Linked DNA regions of Homo sapiens: region 2 is linked to region 1. A link is a loop called in an ENCODE intact Hi-C map of the cell type or tissue named here. Cell type or tissue: sigmoid colon. All regions are shown on one strand. Links, peaks and the distances in the headings refer to the core of each region. The heading gives the core; the rest is flanking DNA. Region 1 holds the start of LOC107984128 (a long non-coding RNA gene). Region 2 overlaps LOC105378534 (a long non-coding RNA gene).

Region 1 (12,533 bases), core at 2,868-10,867:
CCTACCCTTTCCCTCATTTCCTCCTTCCCAGCCCCTTGGATCCCCTGGGTTTCTCAAATACCCAGGCCTGCCCACACCTTGGAGCCTCCCCGCTGGCTGATCCCCCACCTGGAAGGCTCACCTGTCACCTTGTCAACGAGGCCATCTGGTCACCCTCCCCTGGCATTCCAGGTGCCTTCAATCTGCTCTTTTTTAAATATATATATATATAGCAATTTCATCTTCTAGAAAACCATCATTTACTTACCGTTTGTTTATCGCTCCCCCCGCCCCCCTACCCCTAGACAGCTCCATGGAGGCGAGGAGTTTTGACTCTTTGCTGTTTGGCATCTTCCATCACAATTGCCTGGCACATAGTTTATGTCCAATAGATATTTGCTGATGGTTGGCTGAATGTGAAGATGTGGCGCCTGGCTGGCCACGGAAGGAACTGGCGTTTTGTTCTGTTAACCGGGATAGGCAATAAGAGAGTTTAAGCACAGGTGCGATGTCAGCTGAGTCGTGCTCAGGAAGAAGGCCCTGCTTGCCCTGGGGAAGATGGGCTGGGCCTGGGGGAGGAGACACACATGCAGGCAGGGGTCATCGTCCCTTTTGTCCCTGAGAGATCCTGGAGCAGGGCTGTCCTGCAATGGAAGTGTCCTGCATTGGCACTGCACCTGCAGCGGCCACGGGCCTACGTGTGGCCCTTGAGCACTTGGAATCTGGCTAGGTGTGGCTGAGAAGTTCGGCTTTAAAATTCACTTTATTTTAATTAAATTAGTGCAATTTACATAGCGACATGTGGCTAGTGGCTCCGTGTGGACCATGAAGTTCTGGAATCATCCGGATTAAAGACGGTGGTGCATGGACAAGGCTGGCAGCAACAGCAAAGGTGAAAGAGGTCACCTTTGGGCTTTATTTGGGAGGTAGACCCCACAGGTTGTACTGAAGGTTGGATTAGGTGTGAGGGAAAGAGGACTCAAAAAGATGCCCTGGTTTGGACCTGAGTCATGGAGACAGGGAAGGCTCAGAGGGAAGCGGTGTGGATGGAAATGGCATTTCTCTTTTAGCTGGGTGAGTCTGGAGCACAGGAGGGATCTGGTCTGTGGGGAGAAACAGGAGGCAACTGCAGGTGGATGGCACTTTAATCCTTAGGAGTGGATGATACCAAGGAAGGGGAAAGTGTACCTGGAGCTGCAAAGAGACTAAGGCATCACCAAGCCATTCCCAGAAGTGATTAGATGACATTTGTTGTTATTTGGTGAATGGGGGCTGGACTCTCATATTAAGTCCTGTTATAGAAAAATAATACCTGTTTTGTCACCTGCTTTGTTCTGCAAAATTTGTTCTTACTACAGATGCTAGCACATGGTGGGTGTGAGCCCAGGGTCCTGGCCAGGTGAAAGCAAAATTAAACTTTCTACTGCAAATACTCAAATAACAGCAACGAACTGGAAGCCAGTCTGGCTGGAGGCTGGGATTTTATGGGTGATTAAGTTTGGGTCATTAAAAGATGCAAATCAGCTGGATTTATGATCCTCTATCACTGTCCTATGGGATCAGAGAGTCTGTTTTATGATAACTGCCAAAAGGCTTTGAAAAATACTAGACTGATTTAATGAAATTAGCAGAAGGGAAATAGACTGTTTTCTTAGCAGGATTGAAACTCCCCGTTCCGATTGTTGAGTGTTTCATTGAAGCCCTGAGTCAACCATTTGAGTATACTGGGGTAGAGGTGACCTGGATTCCAGCACTTTAACCTCCAGCCCCTAAACACTCTCCTCTCTGCCCCACTTCTGACAAAAATATGCTGCACACAAATTTTACACAATTTATGCCATGGTTTCCTTGACAGGCAGAACATACATGCAATCTTCTCGGTTTAAATACGTGGTTAGAATGAATGATGACTGTATCAGCAGCACTCTATAACTGATTTTGTGACGTGTCATTCCCAGTTTATTAGCGTGGGCTTCACGGGGGTATCTGAGAACTCAGAAGTCCACCTTTGCACGATGAGGCTGACGCCTGTGTTTGGTTCCCCGACACAGCCAGCAGGGGGCAGGCTGGACCTGGGAATGCACCGGAGCGGCTCCCCGGAGACCTGCAGTTTGCCGAGATGATCCCAAGGACGCCTGAGTCCTGAGTTCCTTCAAAGCCCCGTTCCCCACTGGCCCCTACCGGGACCCAGTTTTCTTCCCATCAGTGAGAAAAGTCTCTGGAATTCTCGGCCGGGTGGTCCAGTTCTCCCTTCCCCGCCAAAAGGGCCCTGGCCTGTTCCAGTAGCTTGTCCTGGCCAAGTTGTCCCTTGAGGGCTGGGGCTCTGGCTGGGGGGTCTGGCTTCTTCCCTCACGCTGCCCTTCAGGGCCAGCTCACTTGGTCACCGCAGCGCCTGTGTTTCAAACCAGCTCCAGGCCCGCTGAGCCCACCTGGCAGCCCTGGGCCCACCCTCCACTCTGGGTCCTGGTCCTACCTAGATAGCCTGGCCTCAACTCTTGGCTCTGCCATTTAGTAGCAACGTGACCTTGGTTCTCCACTTGGTAGTTTTGTCATCTGTAAAATGGGACTGAATGAGTTAATAATTAAGAAGTGCTTAGACGAAGGCCTAGTACGTAATCTGTGCGAGATGGATATAGATATATAAAATTTTCTTTAACTGTGGAATACTCTTATTCTACTTGAAATTTGCAGTGGCCCTCAGAATACTCTTTTATTCTGCTTGAAATTTGCAGTGGCCCTCAATCGGCAGAGGTGAGGAGGAGCCGCTGGAGCTGGGGTTGACCCACTTACCAATACTGAAACCAGGTTGTCAGCCCAGAGACAGAGCCGGCAACGCCGGCCCCTCCTAGATCCACTGGCTTCTCCTCCCAGCATATTTGGGCCGCGTTTTCTTTAAAGGAGATTTTCAGCTGTGAAGCTCTCACCCTAAATGTGCTGTGGAAGGAAAGAGGATTGAGTTTTCCTGTTGTTTCTTTCAAATGCTTAGAGGATGAGTTTCAGTCTCAGACTGGAAAAGCAAGGAAACCCTGAAACTGTATACAGATCCAGACCATTCCAGAAGCCCCTGGAGATATGCAAGGCGGCTGAGAGCTCCAGGGAGCCACAGAGCCCCCCTCACTGCTATTCCTGATGGCCCCGATGCAAGCAGTGGGCGCTCAGTGGGGGGATGGGGTGGGGGGACATGGGGCGGGTAGGCAGACACGCGATCCTCCACTTGGTTCTCAGCACAAGAAACTGGACTCTGAGCCCTACACCACACAAGGCTCTTTTGTCAGACTTCATGTCTGAGGCCAGGGTTTGCTCCCCCAGGTTCTGTGCAGGCCCCCACCTCCCCACCCCACCCCACTCCCCCTCCATCCTAGGCAGTCCATTCTTTCCAACCAAGACCACTGGAAGCAGCTCAAAGCAGCATGGGTTGGCCTATGCTGCATCTGACCGTATTTTAAGAGGCTTTTAATTCTGGAATAGTTCTAGGGTGAGTTCATTGTGTAAATTCCAATGCAAACACTTTTTGTTTTCATCATCCTCATTGTTTGGTTTCCTCTAACTCATGTAATCAGTTGAAATATTAATTACAAAAAGATGGCGGGGCATATAGAGCTGGAAGCGATTTGCTTTATCCGACAACAGAGGAGGAGACGAGCCTGGAGGGGAGAGACTTGCCCTAGATTGCCAGCCCCTGGTAGGGCTCCCTGGGCCCTACCCTTGGTTCCTGGGCTTCTGTCCTATTTGCTGACTTGCATTTCCAGTGCTGATTTCCCTGGAAGTGGCAAAGCACTGGAATGACCCGTGAACTTAGGAAGTGTCTGAATAGTGTGGAAGCCACGGTGGGAGCTTGGACCCTCTTGGAAAGGAAGCTGGAGTGGTGAGAAGCCACTGTTTGGCTGTGGGTGTGGGGCATGGAGAGGGGGCAGATTTCTCTTTCCTGCTAAGGTCATTCATCAAGGGGGGACTCCAGGGCCCCTGACCTGCTGGGGTGATGGGTGACGCTGGGACTCTCTCACCGCAGGGCTGCCTTCAGATTAGAAAGGGAAAGGGTGCTGGTAACGGCAGCTCCTCTGCTTAGCTGGAGTGACAGGCAGCCATGCAGGAGGGCTGCAGCTGGGGTCAGCCCATGCAGTGATTCCCTGGTGGTCCTTGGGCAAATCAAACCTCCTTCCCCATCTACAGACAGAAGGGGGATAGGCTCAGACTTGTTTTACAGGCTTGTTGTAGTGATAAAATAAAGTCTGTGAGAGCAACATCTGACATATGCCAGCGGAGGGTGCCCAGGGGGCATGTGGCTCACCCTGAGCAGTGGCCGTGGCACAGGCTGGGGTGTCTGCCGCTGGGGAGGCGAGAGAGCAGAGCGGTGCTGCAGTGGCTGTCCCAGCTGGGGGAGTAGGAACCTCTGCTGGAGGTGGAGCTGTGTGTCCCCGTGAACTCACTGGGTGACTTTTGGTTCTTCGCCCAGAGCTCCAGCATCACCAATGAGTGGGCCTGCCCTTTCTTCCCAAACTCTGAGACTTGGGCGAACACTTGATCTTCTGGGACTCTGCTTCATCCTTTGATGGAGTTCGTGCCCATTGGGTTGGTTAGAGTGAGGAATAAAAGGATCCTGTCACTAAGTGCTTTGCACAGTGAGCCATCATCTGCCAGTCCAATGTGGGGAGAATATGCCAGGGGGAGATGAGGGCAGGAGCCTCACGTAGGGTGTGAGCCAGGCAGTGGCTCAGAGCAAACTGAGAAGGTCCTTCCAGCCCTGGATTCATGTCTCCATGGAAACCTGCTCTTGCCAGAGAGTCCGCCCAGCCCAGGCCCCCCTCCTCCAGGGCTGGTGGGTTCTTCAGCTGGAGCTCCAGCATCACCGATGAGTGGGCCTGCCCTTTCTTCCCAAACTCAGAGAACTGGAATGGGTTTCCTTACCTGGGACCTGCAGTTGACTGGGGAATGGAATCCAGGATTCTGAGTGCAGAAGTTTCCAGATTCAGGGTAAGCTGGGTGCCTGGCCGCTTCTATGTGCAGGGAGAACAGACCCTTCCCTGTCCCCCCATGGTGCTGAGGTTGTGTTTAGTGAGAATGTGACGAATTGGGCACTAGGTGTGAGCAGAAGCTTGTAAATAACCAGGGCCTTTCCAGAAGGTCTATATTGATCTCAGAGATGCAGTGTTTGGAGGTCCCGGCATGGACTCCTCAAATGCCCCCATTCCCTGCATTTTTTTCATACTAAGCTGTGAAGGTCAGACTAAGCCATGAAGGTCAGAATCTGTGATTAGTGGGTGAATGGCCTCCCTTAAATAGCCATGGCCCAGCTAGGTATGATTCTGTCTGGGTGGCAGAAAGAGCCTTGAGTCAGGAGGCCAGGGATGAGTCTGGCTTCAAAACCTCTGACCCCAGCCTCGTACCCTCACTCTGCCTGTCTGTTTCTCGGCTGTAAGCTGGTGATAGCATGGCCAAGGCTCTGAACCCAGCTTCTGCCCTACTTCTGTCTGCCTGATTCTCCCTTTTCCTTTTCCTCTCCTTGTCCCTCTCTCCATCTTCCCTGCCAGAAGCAGGGCTGGCTGCCCTCTCAGTCAGGGTGTGCAAGGCCCCCAGGGAGGCGACTGTGGGTGCATGCATGCATGCGTGTGGGGGTTTTATGTGGCAGTGTCTCTAAGATTGGGTTTGGGGTTCATGAGATTATTTTCCAAAATTAGAAAGCAAATGTATGTGGGGAGGAAGGAGGTGCTGCCAGAGGGCATGTCTAGCTGTCTCTTTTGGAAATTAAGGAAGAGGAGGTCTAGTTTGGCCCCTAAAGTCATACTTCCCCTTGGGGCTGCAGTTTTTAATCTGATATCATTAACCAAAGTCACTGCAAAGCTCCTCCCAGGGCTTTGATTTGAGGTGAGTGGGAGCCCCCTGTCTTCTTGGGGGTTGGGTGATTGTTGGATGACATCAGAGAAGCCCAGTGTTCCAGGTCAGAGCCTTACTCTCCCTGCAGGCTCCCCACCTCTGTCCACCAGAGGATTTCCTGTCGCGTCTGTTTGCTTATTGCTTCTCAGATAAGTTTTCATTTGAAACAGTGGTCTGAGGCTCTAAATCATTTGAAAGTCTTCTCTCCCAGTGTTCAGACAATTCCCCTGGTTCTAACATTTGGTGATTCTGCAAGAAGCCTTCATGCTAGGGCAAACAACTCTCCCACTTTGCCCAGCGCCGTGGGGTTTCTGGACATGGGACTTCTAGTGCTGAAAGTCCCAGGAAAACCAGGCCAATTGTTCATCCTCTCACATTCTCACTTGAGTAGCTTATATTTTGAGCCATGCTTGTTTAGAGAAGGGAAAGACACCATTTAGAAAGCCCCTTCAATGCCTAAGTGTCAAGAAAAATGGGATCCATCACCTAGTCGAATAGTAACACTGGATGAGAAGGGAGGGAAGCTGGTGCCCATATGTTTTGAAAAAGCAGCATTTACTTTAACTTTGAAATCTCAGAGCAGTCCCCAGGCAGGATGGGAAGCCAATGGGGCCAGGGCTGGTGCAGCTGATGGGATCTGAAGGGAAAGAAGAGCTTTTAAAAAGGAGAATTTCACACTGAATCTCTTAATCTGTTTTACAGACTCATAAAATCTTAATATAGCCCCGAGACTGTCATGTTTACAGACAGTGCAGCAAAGGCAGTGGCTTGGAGTGTGACCAGAGAGTTTGCAGAACAAACGCACCAGGGAGGGGCTTGGATGGAAATAACCAAGCGCTCTCCCCGCAGGGTAAGGCAGGACAGCCGGGCAGCCCCCGTCTGGTTCCCCCAACTGTGAGCAGAACGCTGGGCTACAATCTAGGCTGAAGCTTCAGTGTACTGGCTTTTAGCAAAAAGCCCCCATACTGCTCCTGGGGCAGAGGATGGTAAGATGCCAACTCCTGACACATCCATGACAGTGTGTGATGCAGGTGGAGCTCCAGTCCAGTGGACACACCTGTGATAGATTTGAGAACGCCTGGAGGTTGGAGGTTGCTGAGAACCCAGTGTTGCTAAGAGGGTCACAGGCACTCAGAAGACAGGGAGGTTCCGGTGGGCTTCCTGGAGAGGGGCCCTGGGCTGGGCTCCACAGCATCTGGGAAGGCAGAGGGCATTTCTGGGGGAGAGGGCATGAGCAAGTACGGGGAGGCTGGATGGGCACAGCACAGGTGAGGGCAGCAGAGGCAGCACCTGGAGAGAGGGCTTTTGTTGGGGGAACGGTGAGAGATAAGCTCACCCTAGTCCTGGCTTTGGAGATGAGAAGAAGAAACAAAAATGAAGCAAAATACTTGTCACTGTAGAGGAGCTTACAGTCCAGACGACCTGGGAGAAATGAATTTGAAAACAAAGGAAGATTTAGGAGCTGCGCCTGTCAATGTCAAGGTCCAGCCTGAGCCATGGAAAAAGAATAGAATTGGAGTAAGCCCTGCTGGAGGGCAGACGTCTTCTTCTCTCTGTACTCCCTGCCCATCCCAGGAATCTGGACACTGGCGTACTTCCGTGTTAACATAACGGCTTTAAAATTTTTCCCGTTATGAGCTTTAAAGAAGTAATTTCCAAATATTGGTCTTTGTGGAAAAAATGAGAAAAGAATCAAGTTTCCCTGGTCTAAGACTAAATGTGAAAAGTAAAGAAAATATAGTGAGTTTTTTTTTTTTATAAAGCCAAGCTTATTTAATTTGGAGTATCCTTTACACAGAGATGATGCTGTTCCTATATTTTTGTGTTCAGCTGGCTTTCTTTAATGGAATCATGGCCTGTGAATTAAAATTAAAAGTATTGGTTTCTGAAACCCTAAAGGCTGGGAACTACTGTTTTAATGGCTGATTGTCTCCATTTCTAAAATATATATCAATATATTTTGACATATGGACACTAGGCGTCAGGAAGACAGAAGAAGCTGGACAGAAAGAGATCAAGATTTAACTGGTTATGCTGTAGACCATGGCAGATCGTAACAGAAGACAAAGCCCTTAAAAGGTAAACCTCCTTGGCTCTGTTCCCTGGAAGAGGTGGGTTATTATGTTGATGGGAGGTGGGTACAAATTGGGAGGGATTTGGATGATGCTATAAGATTGGAAGCTACGAAATTTTTGTGAATGTTTATTTCTTTGAGCTAGGCTTGGGATGGGGAAGACTCTTCTCTCCTTTGTTCCAGACATGAGTGAGATCAGAAAGTCTCCTAGACAACAAGAGCTGGCCCCCTCTGACACTTCTGTGTCACACTCCGTCTGAGCTTTCTCTGGTCTTGCCCTTTTCCTAGGGTTAGAGTCCAAAAGCCAAGTTGACATGCCAACTTGGAGCTCATGCCTGTGTAGGGGAGGAAAATAATTTCTCTCTACTTTTCATAGTTTTTAGTTGGGACAGACCCCTGTAACAAAAGACAGATTAACAAGAGAAAAACAGAAGTTTAATAACAAGTATACCCTCATGCATAGATGGGAGGTACTCAGAAAAATGAATGAATCTCAAAGAGGTGGCTTGGAATTCAGGCTTAAAAACTATTGTCTATGGAAACTAAGAAACAAGGGCATGGGGAAGGCTGGTTATGGGAAGAAAAAGCACAGTAAACAAAGAGTAATGTTTGTATTTGCAGATCTGAGTCAGCGCCTTCTCCATTGATAAGAGTCTTTAGTGATTTGAGTCCTGGTACAGAGAGGGAGACACTCTTACAGATGGAGATTTCACCTTTTATAGATATAAATTTCCCTTACACAAAGGTAGCTGCCACTTTGTTTTCAGAGCATCTTTTGTGTCTGTAGCTTCTCAAAATAATAAGCTCAAAATAAGTCTTAAGCCAAAGAGGCATACTTTGGAGTAGCATTTTCTGGTCTCCTACACCTCTGCCTTCTAGACAATGCTCCAATTCCTGGAACATTGGAAAGCCCCATCCAAATGACCCTGTGTTAGTCTGAGTTCTCCAGAGAAACAGAACCAATAGGTTACACACCCACATATTTAAATGTATATATATTATATAAGAAGCATTTATTATAAACACTTTATTATAAGGAAGTGGCTCACGTAGTTATAGAGGTTGAGATATCCTAAGATCTTCAGTTGGCAAAGTGGAGACCCAGGAGATCCAATGGTATAGTTCCAGTTTGAGTCTGAAGGTCTGAAAATGAGGAGATCCAGTGGTGTACATTCCATCCAAGTCCAAGTCTAAATCCATAGGTGGGAGAAGACCAACTTCCCAGCTAGAAGGCAGTCAGACAGAGGAGAGAGAATTCTCCCTTACTTGGCCATTTGTTCTGTTCAGGCCTTCAATGGATTGAATGCAGCCCACTCACACTGGGGAGGGCAGTCTACTTAGTTTACTGATTCAAATGTTTATCTCATCCAGAAACACCCTGATAGACCCACCCAGAATAATGTTTAACCAAATATCTGAGCAGCCTGTGGCCAGCCAAAGTGATACATTAAAATTAACCATTACAAGCTCCAAGGCACTTCCAGGGCCTGTGCTGGCTTTCTTCCTGGGTTCCTCTTCCTCAGGTGGGCCACACAATTGGATGAGTACGTCTAGGCCCAAAGTTGGGCCAAGGGGGGATATTTGTGGGGATGGGGAGAAGAGCTTTCATATAAGGGCCTAGAGAGTGAATATAGGTGTTCACAACTGGTCCAGGGTGGGCCAGTATGAAAAAAAGGGACAGGCTAGGGGCCAACTGTTGCTGCACTGCCTGTTTCAGTGCAAAACTCCAAGCAGTCCGATAATTCTAAATTTGAACTTAAGTTTCCAGGTTGTTATGAAAGTATAATTATCATTGTAGGAGGAGGGAATGTATTTAACAGCTTGTTTGCTTGATTTATAACTTTTGAATATTTAGACATATGGTATGTGGGTGTCCATTTGTACACTTGCCCAGGCCCTCTAAGGGTCCTGTCTGTGTGGATGGGGTCCTGATATTGTAAAATTATACATTAGAGGGTATTGGGGGTTGTTCAGAGGGGCTTGTTCAGATAGGGTTGATATTTCCTTTGGGCCTTGAATACAGCAGGATTTTGAAGTTCAGTGAGGGTAGGACTAGTGTGGTAGACTCTGATTAAAGTGTACACCTTGAAAACCAGATAGAAGTGACATTCAGTTAAATATGGCAGACTGAACACGTGAATTTCCTTCTACCCCCACCCCAAATCCCACCAAAAAGACAGTAAAGGAATTAAAGGGAGCACAAACTCTTAAGGACAAATAGAAAGTGAGTGGAATAACAACAGGATGTTTTGGGAACTGGACAGTGGATGAATGAGTGTCTTAGTCTGTTCAGCTGCCATAACAACATACATTAGACTGAGTAATTTATAAACAATACAAATTTATTGTTCATAGTTCTGGAGGCTGGGAAGTCCAAGATAAAGGCACCAGCAGATTCAGTGGCTGAGGAGGGCCTGTTCCACATAGATGGCACACTCTGTGTCCTAACATGGTGAAATGGGCAAGCAGGCTTGCTCAGATCTCTTTCATGGGGCACTCAGATCTCTTTCATGAGGGCACTAATTCTTTTCAGGAGAGTGGAGCCTTTGTGACCTAATCACCTCCTAAAGGCCCCAACTCTTAGTACTATCACACTGGGTATTAGGTTCCAACATATGAATTTGCAGGAACACATACATTCAGACCATAGCAAGAGAGTAAATGATTAACTGACAAGAGAAAGTCGGCAGGATCCCTAGTGTGGTGACCAGTGGTGGTGAAAGCAGGAGGACTGTGGAATTTGGAATACAAAGTCTGTGGAGGAAATAGACCTCAAGATTCCCTGCTTCCCTTTGAGGAATGGGCACCTGACTCTTCTGCTATCCTGCAGAAGACTGGAGGTCTGCTTTCCAGAGAGACTGAGGAGAGGGACCTTGGTCTCAGGGAGCAGGCAAGAGAGGAGAGGCACACTGAAATACAGGATTAGGTGCAGGTTTTCCTAAAATGAGATGTCAGCCCCTTTTCTGCTCTGTCTTCAAATGTGTGACTCTCCTAGGCAGGAGTGTGGAGGTTACCCCATGAAGAGAGTTATCAACTCAAGAGAAAGACCCCCACCAAGTTGTCAACTGCTTCAAGTTCCCTTTAGGAAATGGTCTTAAATCCCTGCATGAATGGTAATCTTTTAGTGTATCCCTCTTGACTGTAAACCACAGTCAAAGCCCATTCGACATTTGAAGAGAATGAAAGACAGAGACCAACCATGGCCCCATAATTGTTACAGTGAAATTATTCAATACAGTAGAGGATCAGTTGATGAGTCAGACTCCTGAACAATTGCTCTGGACAAATGTCCTTGGAAGGTACACTCTATGTGTCCTAATGTGGTGAAATGGGCAAGCTGGTAAAGACAGATTTTGATTCTTAAGGTATGAGTATACTCTGTGAAGCTGGGTTAGAGTTCCAGGCTTCTTTTCAAGGGTACTTCCTTAGCTGGGACGTCTTTTTCCTGGCTCCTTGCTCTGAGTTGGAATTATTCCCTGACTCCCTGGGCTGGAAGTCTTTCTTCCTGACTCTCTGTGAGGCCTCCCCGTTCTGTTTATTCTTTCTGTTCTCTCTACTGGATCCTGCTTCTCTCACTGGAATGATTCTGTCACCAGAAGCTCCTTTCTTTGAACCCCTGCTGACTAGATGCTCTGCCAACTCTGGTTACCTTTGCCAGATCCTTTCCCTTCCCACTCCTGCCCCTGAGTCAATTGAATTTTAGCCTCTCTACCCTCCAGGGGCTCATAAGGGACACAGGGCCCCTCAAAAGCAAGCACCTGAGGCTGAAAAGAGAAAAAGAAAGGACTATTTGGAAATTGGGCAAATGAAAAAATCTTAAAATCTTCTCCACAAATATTGGTAAAAAGCCTTAACCCTTGTTGAGTAGGTAAATTCAACTTGTCTTATTTTCATCAGAAACACAATCTGGATAAAAATATAAAGTGAAGATAAACCAGTGAGTTTGTATGACTCTGTTTTACTACCTCATTACTAAAATTTTTTAAAAATGGAAAGCCATAAGATCTAGTTGCATCTCTTTGTATGTTTCTGGATGTGTACATGTATGATCTATGTTTATATGTTATATATATGTGATCTTTTTCTACCTCCAATGGCATTACCCAACCAATATGCTAAAATTGGCTTAGGGATAAATGAATGCTCAAACAAATTAAGTTTTCATAGAATTCTCAGAAAATTAGAAACTGACTCAATTTTTTTTTTAAGTTCATGTGCTCTGGAATAATCCTTGTTAAACAAAAGCTAGTTTAAAAATTACTGATCAAATAAAGATAGGACTGTCTTCAGAATTGTCAGCACTGAATATCATACAGACATAAATTTTTGCCTGGTTCTCTGGTCAGAGAGGTCTGTGTTGTCTCTGCTGGATGTTTAAGGACATAAAACTATAAATACAACCTTAGAGTAGAATGCACAGTAAAAATGAATTGCTTAATTGCTTAATGAGTATCAGTAATAGAAGTAAAAAAAAGGTTATAAAAGCATTGTGAAAATTTTATCTTGTATGGTCAAAGTTAACTAAGATTGAATAGATTCATTTATAAGGTTTATTAAAATAAGTTTCAGCACTACATTGACACAAAAGTAGATTTTGGTCTTCTCTGTT
Region 2 (12,533 bases), core at 2,423-10,422, 50 kb after region 1:
TTTCATTCTGTTATTGTGCCTCTCTAGGGACTTTCAAAAAAATTCTATTTGTATGTTTCAGTTTTTAAAACTTTCCACTTGGTTCTTTCCTACTGGTTCTATTTCTTTACTGAGAGCTTGTAACTTTCTATTTGTTTCAAGAGTGTTCATTCTTACTTTATGGAGTATGGTTGTCATACCTGCTTTAAATTCTTTGTCTGATAATGCCAAAATCTGGGTTATCTTGTGGTTGCTGGGATGTATCTGGTTCTTAGTATGTTGAGTAAATTTAGATTGTATCCTGGATATTTTTGAATATTATGTTATCATGCTATGGGCACTGTTAAAATCTTCTGATAAATGTTGATTATTTCATTTTAGCAGGTAATCAAGCTGGTTAGGAATGGACCACAAGTCCCTGTGCATCTTTTGTGGGCCGGAGTTTCAATGTCAGTTTGATTTTCAAAGGCTCTGTGGTGCTATTTGGATATGTCCTGTGTGGGGACCACCCAGGGTCCAGTCTGGGTCCTGAGCAGTGGATGTACAGCAGTTAAATTCTCAAAGCCTTGTCTATGCTACTTTATGTCAGTTCCATACGTGCACAGCTCAGAGAGGAGCTGTGGGCTTCAAACAGATTTAGGGGCTCTCTTTCTTCAGCTGCCTCCTCTTCCAAATTTCTTCCACAATCTCCAGCTCCCAGTGGCCCCCTTTCCTGGTGCTCCAGCTGGGGTTTTTACCTTCCCTGTGTTTTCATGCACTCTCTGTGACTGGGTCCACTTTAGGACAAAATAGCTAGGAAAAAAAGAAAGAGGAGATAACAGACGTCCTTCCCACCTCACTCTTTGGACCACAGGGACCCCTTTTCCAGCTTCCTCTAGTCAGAGGAAATAATTTTCTCAGAATTTTACATGCTTGTATGGCTTCCATGACCACTGCTGCTGAAGGGGATCACAGCATCATGACTGGGGATTGCCTTGGGACAGGGCTGGAAGACTAAAAGAAGGGAAAAGGAAAACAAAATGCGGATTTAGCCCCAAGCTGTGCACTGCAAGAGCTGCCCTTCTGATTTTCTGGCCAGAAAGGGAGGATTTCTCTTGGAACTTATTCTGTGCACATAACATCTGCCACACAGTTCAGGATTTAGCTGTTCTAGTGTCTAAGCCAGGAAATATGAGGTGGGAGCACTCCAGGACACTCTGCTGGATCTGTATTTCTTCGAGTTTTTATTTCTTTCCCTACTCTGTTATTATTTTTCACAGTACTCTGATAGTTATTTTATATAGTCTGTCCTGAGTTTTTAGTTGTAACCAGTAGAAGAGATAGAGAGTAAGGTATACCTCCTAGCCAGAATCGAAACCTGCCAAGTTATTTTTCATGGCTGCATAATATTTCAGCAAGCACAAGGGTCATAATTTCTTGAAATTTCTCCCTATTCGATTTTAGGTCATTTCTATTTGTTTTCATTATTATAAATAACCAGTGAATATTTGTTTCCATATTAATAATTATTGTCTTACAACAGATATTCAGGTGAAATGGCTGAGGAAATAATAAATACCAACATATTTAGATCCCTGGGCTTCCTTCTGATTGGAATGCGCTGCCCATATTTTCTTGTGAATGGGTCCTTCTTGTCATTAACTCCTCAGGAGGCATGGACTCTCTCTCACACCTGCCCTACAGTCTTGAACACATCACCCTGTTTTAATTTCTTTATGTGTTCCTATTATAACATCATCCCTGACAATAGAGAGATCTGTCTCCTGTACCACTGTATCCCCAGCAGCCAGGACAATGTCTGGCACAGAGTAGCTGTTCAATAAAGATTTGTTGAATAAGTTATATAGCACAGTGTTGAGGCATGTGGGTTTTTAGTCAGGTGGTCCAGGTTTGAATCCTTTCTCAGTCCTGAAAAGCTGGCTGAGAGGTATAAATGAGACTGTACGAAAGCTCAGTGCCTAGAGTATGGCAGGCATTCAGGGAATATTAGTGCTTATGCACTATGAATCATCAACTTGCTACTTCTGTAAAATGGGGCTAGTAATACTTCTCTCCTCTTCAACATACAAAAAGTGAATGTTTGTGAGAGCACATGTGGTTGTTAGGTAGAAAGGTGCCATTAAAATCTGAGGCTTTACATCTATTATTATGTGTACAAAATAGCAAGAAAAACGTCAAATGAATTCTGAAGCCCATTATAATCTTCTATCAAGAGCAGCAGTTGGAAGGAAGGTTCTGTCCGCAGGCTCTCTCCAACTCCCTGATGTCTTTGCAATGTTTCATTTTGAAAGAAAGTGTTGAAAAAAGTCAGGCTGGGTGTTAAGAAATGACTATGTAATTTAATTATTTTTAATGACATTAAAGATGTTAGTCATTGTAACTTTCCTTCCTGTGCCTGAGCACATCAAAGCGGATCCTGAATTAGAAATGGAATAAAGGATCTTTTCTATGGGCGCCTCTAGAGAGATGTTAAGGGAGATTTGGGAACGTTATGAATATTTTGGCATCTGCTGATTGTATAGATCTATTTTCATCTCCTACTCTCTCCCTTTTTGCCTCAAGCTGAATGTCTATGCCTCCATCCAATCTCACTCAATTTCAGAAACACTAGGTCCGGCCTTCCCTCCCCTCCCTTCCTGTCCTGGCTTCCCCTCTGCCCCCCATCTCCCTATCTGTCATTCTCACTCCCTACTCACCCCCTCCAGCAAACAACTGGAATCAAGATGAGGATCAGAGCTGGGCGTGGTGGCATGTGCCTGTAGTCTTAGCTACTCTGGTTATCAAGGCAGGAGGATCGCTTGAACTCAGGAGTTCCAAGCTGTGGTGAGCTATGATTGCACCACTGCACTCCACCCTGGACAACAGAGCAAGACTCTGTTTCAAAAGAAAAAAAAAAAAGAGAGAGAGAGAGAATCAAATGGCAGAAGGTGGCTTGAGCTAGAGGAATGAAAGGATTCTTCAGATCATTTAGCCAGATCAAACCAACAAACATTAATTTGATGCCTGATGTTTGCCAGGTTCTGAGCTGAGGAAGAGAGAGGAACACAGTGTCCCTGCCCTGGAGGAGCCTGAGTTAGGGAGGCCAGATGCACGCATGGAAAGCTGAGCAGTTAGGGACTTCAGTCACCACTCAAAGGAGTGGGCTTAATGCAGTCAGAGACGACTGGTCAATGGCAGTGAATAGGAACTCCCATGGGGCTCCATGGAAAGGAGCACAGAGTGAATGGGGGTGGGGTGGGAGTGCTTAGCTAAGTGACTTGATGGCTCTGGTTTTCTCAGTCTTGCAGACCTGGACACAGAAGCCCAGAACAATCCAGAGCCTTATCTAGTGTATCATTCATCAGCGCAGAGTGGCTTCTCTATCCCAGGGCTCCTGGCCCCTACTCCATGGATCCTACCACCTACTCTCGCTTCATCCAGCTGCCTCTGATCCCACATATAATAGCATTTTGCCCCTAATCCCCTGGGATGCAATACAAGCTCACCAATGACCAACATAATGCTCCTAGGGCTGGGAATATTTGGTGGCTGAGATGCTTTCCACTCCTGTAGTAATTTGGGTTTGCACAGGTATTTTTTTTTTCTCCCAAAGCATAAAGTACAGCACCAAACTTCAAGCCTGAGAAAGAGCAGCCTTATGCCAAGTGCCCTGGAATCCACAAGCTTTCAAAGCTGGTGACTGTTTTCCCAGAGGGCACAGAGAGTCATGGCCAGGTGCTAGGTGCTGGTTTCAGGAGCAGAAAATTGCTCAAGGGCAGCAGAGGGCTTTGCTGGCCAACGTCAGGAGTATTCGGCGGAACTCCAGGGCTGGAGTGGGCAACAGCTTCCTGAGCAACCAGGACCAGGGACTGGAAAGTTCATAGAGCACTTTCTCGGTTCCCTGTCATTGTTTTCTCTCTGCTTAGCTTTCAAAATAATACATGAATGCGCACTATTGACCAACTCTGAGGATGTAGTGTGGATCAATCACAGACCTGTCCATAAGGAGCCATTGACCAGGAAGAAAGTTGACATCATACAAGGCAACAAACTAAGAAGAAATGATGAGTTGTCTGAAGGGCTCAGCAGATAGCTGAGATGGAGAATAATATGTGGGGCTTTTATTTTTATTTTTATTTTTTTTGACAATCTCGCTCTGTTGCCCAGGCTGTACTGCAGTGGCCCGACCTCCACTCACTGCAACCTCCACCTCCCAGGTTCAAGTGATTCTCCTGCCTTAGCCTCCCAAATAGCTGGGACTACAGGCGCCTGCCATCACGCCTGGTTAATTTTCATATTTTTAGTAGCGATAGGGTTTCGCCATGTTGGCCAGTCTGGTCTCGAACTCCTGGCCTCAAGTGATCTCCCCGCCTCAGCCTCCCAAAGGGCTGGGATTACAGCTATGAGCCACCGCACCCGGCCTACGTGGGGCTTATTTTGGATGGAGAGATAGGAGGAGATCTCCCTGCCATGCAGGGATGATGTGCAGAGTCAGATGTGTGAGGCAGGAGCAAGTGTGTGAAGGGCAGGGCGAGGACCTTCAGGCAGAGGAACAGTGAGTGCAAGGCCCTGAGGCAGGAAATATTTGAGAAACTGAAAGGATCTAGGCGGGGGAGAAGTGAGGAAGGCATCAGAGGAGCCGCGGGAGGGGAGGGGACCAGAGCAGGTCCAATCTCAAACCTCTTGGTAAGGACTTTGCATTTTATTCTTTGGGTGGGAAGAATCAATGAAAGGGTTTGAAGCAGATCCATTTGTTGTTATGAGCTGGCCCCTCTGGCTGCTGCGTGGAGAACAAATTGTCAGGAGGCAAGAGGGAATATGGGGACTAGTTAGGAGGCCGTTAATCAAATCCAGGTTGTCAGGGAGAAAGAGAGAGCATGGAGACTAGTCAGGAGGCTGATAAGCAAATCCGTGTTGAAGATAGTGCTGGCCTGAATGAGGGCAGTGAAATCTTGGGGAATCAGGGAAGAAAACAGATACATGGTATACGTTGGAAGCTGAATCTACGAGATGGGCTGATGGATGCTATGCTGGGGTTGAGCATTTAGGGCCCGGGTGCCAGGCTTCTGGCTTAAGTAACCATCCAGGTATAAAATGGTGTTGTTGGCAGAGACCAGGAAAACGAATCTGGGAAGGAAAATGGGGAGTTCACCTTTCGAGTGAAGTTTGGGACCTGGAGGCAGCATCTGAGTGGAGATGTCAAGGAGGCTGTCAGTCACACAGACCTGGAACACGGGACTTCTCTGCAAGAATTTAAAGCCACAGCAATGGGTAGAATGAACAGGCTTCCCTAGAGAGAGAAGGGGGAAAGCTGGAAGTGAAAAGGGGCCCAGACCCAGCGCTAAAGAACATGTACATCTTGAGTCTCAGAGAAGGAAGACGAGGCAGAGAAGGCCTGGTCAGGGCATTCCGGTATCCCAGATGGGAGAATGTCCGGGAAGGAAGCCATGGTTAATGTGCTCGATGTGGCTTAGAGATTAAGAAGTAGACTCATGGTTAGCTTCACAGAGTTCCCGGATGACCTTGGCAAGAGCTGTTTTGACCTTCAACTTGGCCATGCTCATTTCCTCTGCTTCTCAGGCACAGGGCAGGCTGGATCTCCTCCCAAATTGCATGCTCCATGCCAAAGAGGTCAAGCCACCAAATGACACTGACTTCCTGCCTTTAAGGTTGGATTCTGAAACCCCAGGGGAGGGAATGCGGTTGGCAATGGCCTGACTCTGGTGCTCACTCTGGTCCATCAGGCATGGTTCAGGGTCTGGGAATTATGTATTGCATAGGCTGTGGGCAGCTTCCAGCTTCCAGAGCCTGGGAGGGGGGTGCCTCCTGAGGAGGGATGGTGCTTGGAAGTATGCCACAGATCCGGTTAAACAGCCAGTCCACACCATCTTTCTTTCAGAGCTTTATCTCTGCGGACCTGGAGCTGCTGGTCACCATGGAAACAGAAGCTTTTGTTCACCACTTCCTCTTCTCTTTTTCTCGCTCCCCACCCCTCGTCTTTCCTTCCTCTCCTCACACCCACTTGCCCTCCTCTCTACTTTCTTTCCTCTATTTTTATTCCTAATTTTCTATCTCACTTGCCCTGATTTCCTCATCTATTTATTTAAAACTTATTTAAATTTTATTACGTAGCTTCCTTAGCCATCTTTAATTCCCTTTGTGGGAACAAGGTGCGGAATACATGCGTATATTCATTCAGATGTATGCACATACACACCTACGCACATAAACACACTTATGCAATAATTCCAGTGCTCTTTTGCCAAGCCAATGCCCCCTAAACAATCATTAGGGAAAGAATACAGAGTGGTGAGACATATATTCTAGCCTTGTTATTCACCAAATGCTACTTGGAGAATACATATTCTCTTTTGAGTTTATCCTGAGACTCCGCACTTGGATAAGGCTGCACTTCTTCGGCATATCTGTGTATAACTTCAAACAGCCAGGCTTTGACTGCTCCTATCTTAATAAACATAGCTATCAGTCATGTTTAGCTCAAAATACCCACAGCACATCTTTTATTTTATGTATATACACACAACCAATCCAGAATCTTCCAAGAATGCCTCTGCCAAACTCCACACTCATTAATCAAATCAAGGCAGAGAGCCCAGCAGCCTCCTAGAGTAAGAGCTACTATGCAGATTTAGAGCCCTTCATCTCTGCAGAGTAGAGCCCGGGGATCCATTTCCATCGCTAAGCACTCTTTCAGCAGAGAACTACCCGTGTGGATGAGCTTTGGAGGAGTCTGGAGTATGACTACAAAGAGAGGTAAATCCACAAGGTCTGGCAGTTCCTTCATGACCCTCTATACCTAGTTGGCAAATGAAAACAACAACAAAGTAGTTGAACCTGTTGTGTGGCTTCAGAGACAAAAATAACTGGATGGTTGCCTGGACTGAGGTTGTTTGATAAAATAAATTAACAGGTTGTGAGAATCACAAAGATGGAAGTGGGTGATTGATCAGAGCCCGGGATGAAAAAAGCTAAGTGCCTTTCAGAGCCTTCCTCCAGCCGGAGTGGAGAGGGCTGGGCGTGTTTCAGTTCACACTTCCATGCTCCCAATCCCTGGCAGTGCCTCCTAAATTAGCAGGCTTTGGGGTGAATACCCAGGAGGGCATCACAGATGGAAACAAGCCCTGGCCACCAGCCCCTCCCCTTCTTTTCCACACCGGTGCAATGTCTGGGAGGGCACCAGTCTGCAGATGCAGGGGTGGCCCAGGATGTGGAGCTGAGTCCCAGAGGGCAGCCTCTGCTGCCTCTCTCATGTGACCTGGGGAGAGAAATGCCAGTGCAACAGGCCTCACTTTTCTCACCTGTTCAGTGGGTTACAGTGGGTAGCTACTTAGGTATGAGCAGGGCAGGAATGCCTGCCCCCCCCCCCCCGCCCACCATCTGCACACTCACACACACACACGCACTAGGAGTGTTGGGTGACCATCATGTGATGGTCAGGCAGCTGTCAACTGTTTCTCTAAAATAATAATTGGTCACAGGCGCTGCCAGGGAAAGGCAGGCTCCTAAGAGAAAACACCTGAAACCGATCCGCAGCTTCCTAATAAGATCTCAGGAGTGGGGAGAGGGAATGCAAGATCCTGGAAGTATGCCAATGCAGAAAACCCCAGTCGAGAGGTCTAGCTGTGCACGTGGTTCCGCAAGTCACCCGCTTGGTCCTCTTCCAAGTTTGCCCCTCCTTCCCCCCTCCTTTCTGTTCTAAAGCTTTTCAAATAAACTTTCACTCCTGCTCTGAAGCTTGCCTCAGTCTCTCCTTCTGCCTTATGCCCCTCAGTCGAATTCTTTCTTCGGAGGAGGCAAGAATTGAGGTTGCTGCAGATTCACCACTGGTAACATGTAGAGCACCCCACCCCTGCAGGGTGGCAGGAATGATTACAGGAGACGGTGCTCACAGTGTGTGTTCAATGGGTGGCACCTGTAATCAGAGCCCACAGAGGCTCTGTGGGTGCCTTGGCATCACAGTGACATGTGAGCACCCATGTGACTTTCTGGAGTTTCATCTCTTGCCATGCCTCTGTTTCTACCTTGCTGAATCATCCAAGGTTTCCTGAAGTCTCTCAGCTTCTCTCATCTCTGAGTTTCTTGGAGCTGTTTCCGTTCATGGCCTCTTCACCTGGCTATTAGGTTGGTGCGAAAGTAATGGTGGGTTTTGCCTTTAAAACTAATGGCAAAACCCACAATTACTTTTGCACCAACCTAATCGTATTCAGCCTAGTTCTCATCTCCATCACTCTTTCCTCTGAGAAACTTCATCGATGCCCTAAGGCTGGGATAGGAGCCCCCTTGGGGCTGCCCTGCTCTGAGTGTCCTCAGACTGCACTTCCTAGCAGCTGCCGGGGGACCTGTCCCCTGGACCATCAGTTCTTGAGGGCAGGAGTCCCTCATACCCAGCATAGTGCATGGAATGTAACAGGTGCTCAATAAATACTTGCTGAACAAATTCCCAAATGAGAGAGTCACAAAACTAGATAGATCAAGAGAAACATAAGGTCTGTATGGGTTGAATTTTGTCCCCCACAGAAAGATATGTTGAAGTCCTAACTCCCAGTATCTATGAATGTGACCTTATATGGAAATAGGGTCTTTGCAGGTTTAATCAAGATAAGATGAGGTCCTTGGGATGGGCTTTAATCCAGGATGACTGCTGTCCTTATAAGAAGAGGGAAATTTGGACACAGACACAGACACACGAGGGGAGTGCCATGTGGACACACAGAGATCCAGACATAGCAGCACGATGGCCCCATGGAGGCAGAGGTGGAGATTGCAGTGATGCTGCCACAAGCCAAGGAACACCTGGGGCCACCAGACCTGGAAGAGGCAAGAGTGGATCCTCCCCGAGAGCTGGTGGAGGGAGTGTGGCTCTGTGGACACCTGGATCTCAGAATTCTGGCCTTCAGGACCGTGAGAGAATAAATTTGTGTTGTCACCCAGTTCTGTGGTGCATTGTTACTGCAGCCCCAGAAAACGGATACAGTCAATAATGAGGCAGAGACTTAGGTGCAGTTGGGTGAGCACCTGCATTCATACCTGTATTTCACACCAGTTATGCCTAACTCACTTATGCAAATGTCTAGTAACTGATGATTCTGCACCAGCCTGGGGCTTGTATCTGGGAGGGCACAATGAGGAGGTGCTGAGGTAGCCCTTGCTGACGGGAAGTGAAGAAAGCTGGGATGCAGTGGATCAGGAGAACTCCCCCTGGGAACTGCAACAGGGGCCGGGGGTGCAGTTCCGAGAATCTCTGCAGTGGGGGAGTGATACTAGGTTTGATGAATGCTGACAGGACATGAAAGGGTTCTGTCCGGGTGGAGGTCATGATCTTGGCCATTGATTTGACAAAGAATCCTACCTCCAGGGCCGCAAATGCACAGAACTGATTCCCAGACTCCAGAGGGAGAAGGAGTAAAAAAAACCTGGCCAGGTGTCCAGGCATTCAAAGCAAGGCACCTGTCTGGCATGGGTGAGCAACCAAAGGCTGAGTCGGGAGATGAGGCAGGTGTGCAGGGGCGCGAATGTGCAGGTGGGCCAGCTCGGTGGGGCTGGGTTCAGTGAGGGACATTCCAGCCTCTGTCTGCCATTATGGTCTGTGGTGGCCCCACCTGTCTATGGTGGCTGCACCTGCTCCCTACACTGTCTCTGTGGGTTCGGGCGCTGCCTGGCTGCACCCACCAGTACAGGTAGGTGGCTGTGACCCTGGCAGTCCTGGGATATGGAAGCTGGGCCACCTCTCTCGAGGGCATCTTTGTTTCCACGTGCATCAGCATGGAGGGACTAAATGTTGGCATGAGATTGTGTTGAGGGCACTGCTCCATGGCCCTCATGGGTGAACACATGACTGATACTGTTCCTGGACACTGAGGAAGCCCCAAATCACCTCCATTGTCTCTGCTTTGAGAGAACATGACAGGAAGAGGAGAGTGGTTATAGTTATCCTGCCTTCATTTTATGAAAGCATTATGACTTGTTGAAAGATGTTCCTTTGGGAGCTTTTACTAGCTTTCCATTTGAGTCATTGAGGGCTGACTGTCAACTTCTGCATTTGGAGAAGTGTTGACAAAGATTTAGTACCGTACAATGGAAAGAGAAATATTCTGGAGGCTTTGAACGGCCCAGCAAACATGAGCAGCCTGGGTGAACACAATTAGAACCCAATGCAGGGCTGAAGGAAAGCAGCGCCTGGCCGGGCTTCCGCTTGTCAGGTGGAGCCTTGTGGAATATAAATTATACAGCTGCTTTCCCTTGCTGGGCATGGCACTAGTTAATTACTCAACACAGATTTTGGCAAAGAGTGTTCTTTAAAGAAAAAAAATTAAGCCTTGTGTGGACTGCAATCGGGATTTATAGAAACATAGGATTCAGGAGGTGGACTTGCTGAGGGCGAGTCCCCCCTGCAGGCCCTGAAGACCTGTTACAGGTGGGATGTGGGCTGGTAGTGTACTTTCTGGAGATCTTTCCTGGACGCTGAACCTCAGGGTGGAGGGAAGCCCGTGTCCCGAGCTACACGAATCCTGCTCTTATACTGTCTTGTGTGGGATCCGCTATGCCTGAGGTTGATGGCAGAGTGTGCCTGTGCCCAGCCAAAAGCTTGAACCTACAGCTTCAAAAGGGCAGAATTGCCTCTTAAAAGGTCAAGTCAATGCATTAGGTTATTACAAAGTATTCACTTAAATTTAGTGAGAGTTAACAATGAGCCTCCTGGCTTGTGTTTACAGCTTTAAATCTTTTTTTTTAATTGAAGATATAAGGTACTGTTAGCAAAATTTACATAGAGTGAATTAGATGTAAAGTGTACAGTTTGTTGATTGTACACTGCTGATTTATAGATTGTACATTTAACAAATGTATAATGTGTACCTGAACCATGATATGGAATATTTTCTTCACTGCAGAAGGTCTCCAGTGCCCTTCTGCCATTAAAAACCTCATGGCTGTTTAAAGCTGCAGTGAACTTGAACACATGGATAGATCCTGCCCACCTCCAGCTGTTCTGGAGAACTCTGCTCAGTTGTCTGGTCCCTGTGCAGCCATTCCTGGTACCCCAAGCAGATGGACCAGGTGGCCCCTCTCCCCACACCTGTCTCCTTGCCCCGAGCCCTCCATGGTAGCCTTGACCTCCTGGGAGGGTGGTCCTCATCTGCATGTCTGTCTCCCTACTAGGCTGCAGATTGAGTCCTTGTGGCCGACTTCCCAGAACCTGCCCGGGGTCTGGCTCTGGCATGAGCTCAGCCAGTATTTTCTGATTGAGTGATCGAATGAAGAAACTTGCAGGTGATCTGGCTTATCTGCAAACAGGATGGTTTCTGCATTTGGCCTTAGCAGAGAGTCTCTTGTCAATAGCTGCTGCTCAAGCTGTAGCCTTTGGAATCTAAGTGTTCTCACTTCCTAGTCTTTCTCCAGCAGAAGTCCCCTGCACAAGCCCCCACCCCATCCTTTCCTCCTCTCTCCTTCCCACCTGCGGCCACTCCAGGACGTCCTACTGGTGCTACCCCTAACAGTGGACTTGAATCTGTCCCCTTCTTCCCTTCTCCACAGTCCCTGTCCCATCCCAAGTCACCACTATCCCTCCCCTGCACAAGCCCCAGACTGGTCTACCAGCATCCCCACTTTCTACCCAATCCTGAATATGGTCCTTGTCACATCTCTCCCCTGTTTAAAGTCTCCTATTGAGTCCTTGCTTCCTCCCTTCCTTTCTCACTTCTTTCATTTCCTTCTTCCCCTTTTCCTTTCCTCCCCCTCCCTTCCTTCCTCCTGCTTCCCCTCTCTTCCTTTTTTCTTTTTAAAATGTTTATCAAAAGCTCTGTATGTTTTGCTGATGTATTGCCTGGTTTAGCACAATCCCCCTAGTCCCCACACTAGAAAATAAGCTCCATGAAGGCAGGGATGGTGCCTTCAGTGTACATCTGGGTGGGCGCCTTGCGGGGTCCAGTCCCTTTCTTGGCACCAAGGAGATGCTATTTGATGGGCACATGAATGAACTTGTGGGAGGGGGGGCATCTATGTTTCTGTAATGGGAATGATAGAAGACACATTTTAAACTATCCCCCAGAAATGTCAGAGCTTTTGGGGAACCTGTAGCCAGTTTCTAAGAGAAAAATGCACAGGATGGTGCCGTGTCACCTAAGTGATCCCCAGTAGGGTCAGGGTGGGACTTGGGGTGGGGGTGGGGGATTGTGCTGGTGACCACATCCTCCCTGTGCTGCGGGAGGGTGGGTAAGGACGCTGCGAGGGCCCCGCCCAGCGATGCCGCTTCTCTGTGTGTTGTCCTCCCCAAGTAAATGCAGTTTTAGGATAACATTGCATAAAGCACAGAAATGTGAGAAAAAGTAAAATCTGACTTGAATAATAGTCTCTCTTCTAATTACAGAAAGCTGTGTGGTTTGAAAGGAACAGAGTTTTCCATTAAGAGGTCTCTAAAAATAGTCTTTGTGAGTTGAACTGCCTTCTCCAGTTTCAGCCTGAATGTTAATTACACTAGCAAATCGTGTTGGCAGCAGGAGCAGGTATGTCTACCACACCGCTGTGGCAGTCTCTCGTAAACACTCGGTGCTGATGGA

The links. Hi-C counts contacts between places; a loop is a spot of excess contacts. Peaks named below come from ENCODE experiments on the same cell type or tissue, not always from the same donor. Only the 100,000 strongest peaks of a DNase experiment are listed, where the experiment ranks them.
Region 2: a loop joins it to region 1, with 3 times the contacts of the local background. A loop is called at or near these places in 3 of 110 quality-filtered maps.

The regions. Positions count from the first base shown.
Region 1 is chr10:123,957,362-123,969,894 of GRCh38, reverse strand. It overlaps LOC107984128 (a long non-coding RNA gene), which reads left to right and starts at 3,150. Exons shown (of 3, transcript XR_001747628.2): 1 at 3,150-4,950; 2 at 7,829-7,929. RefSeq lists enhancers at 3,277-3,446, 3,443-3,612, 5,838-6,007. In sigmoid colon, for the core only: no CTCF peak of the experiment used is centred there; DNase peaks (open chromatin) are centred at 6,654 and 6,958.
Region 2 is chr10:123,907,123-123,919,655 of GRCh38, reverse strand. It overlaps LOC105378534 (a long non-coding RNA gene), which reads right to left. Exons shown (of 3, transcript XR_001747622.2): 3 at 10,689-12,533. It also overlaps a transcript of CPXM2 not described here. Among named protein-coding and RNA genes, the nearest start is that of CPXM2, 22 kb to the right of the region's middle. In sigmoid colon, for the core only: no CTCF peak of the experiment used is centred there; no DNase peak of the experiment used is centred there.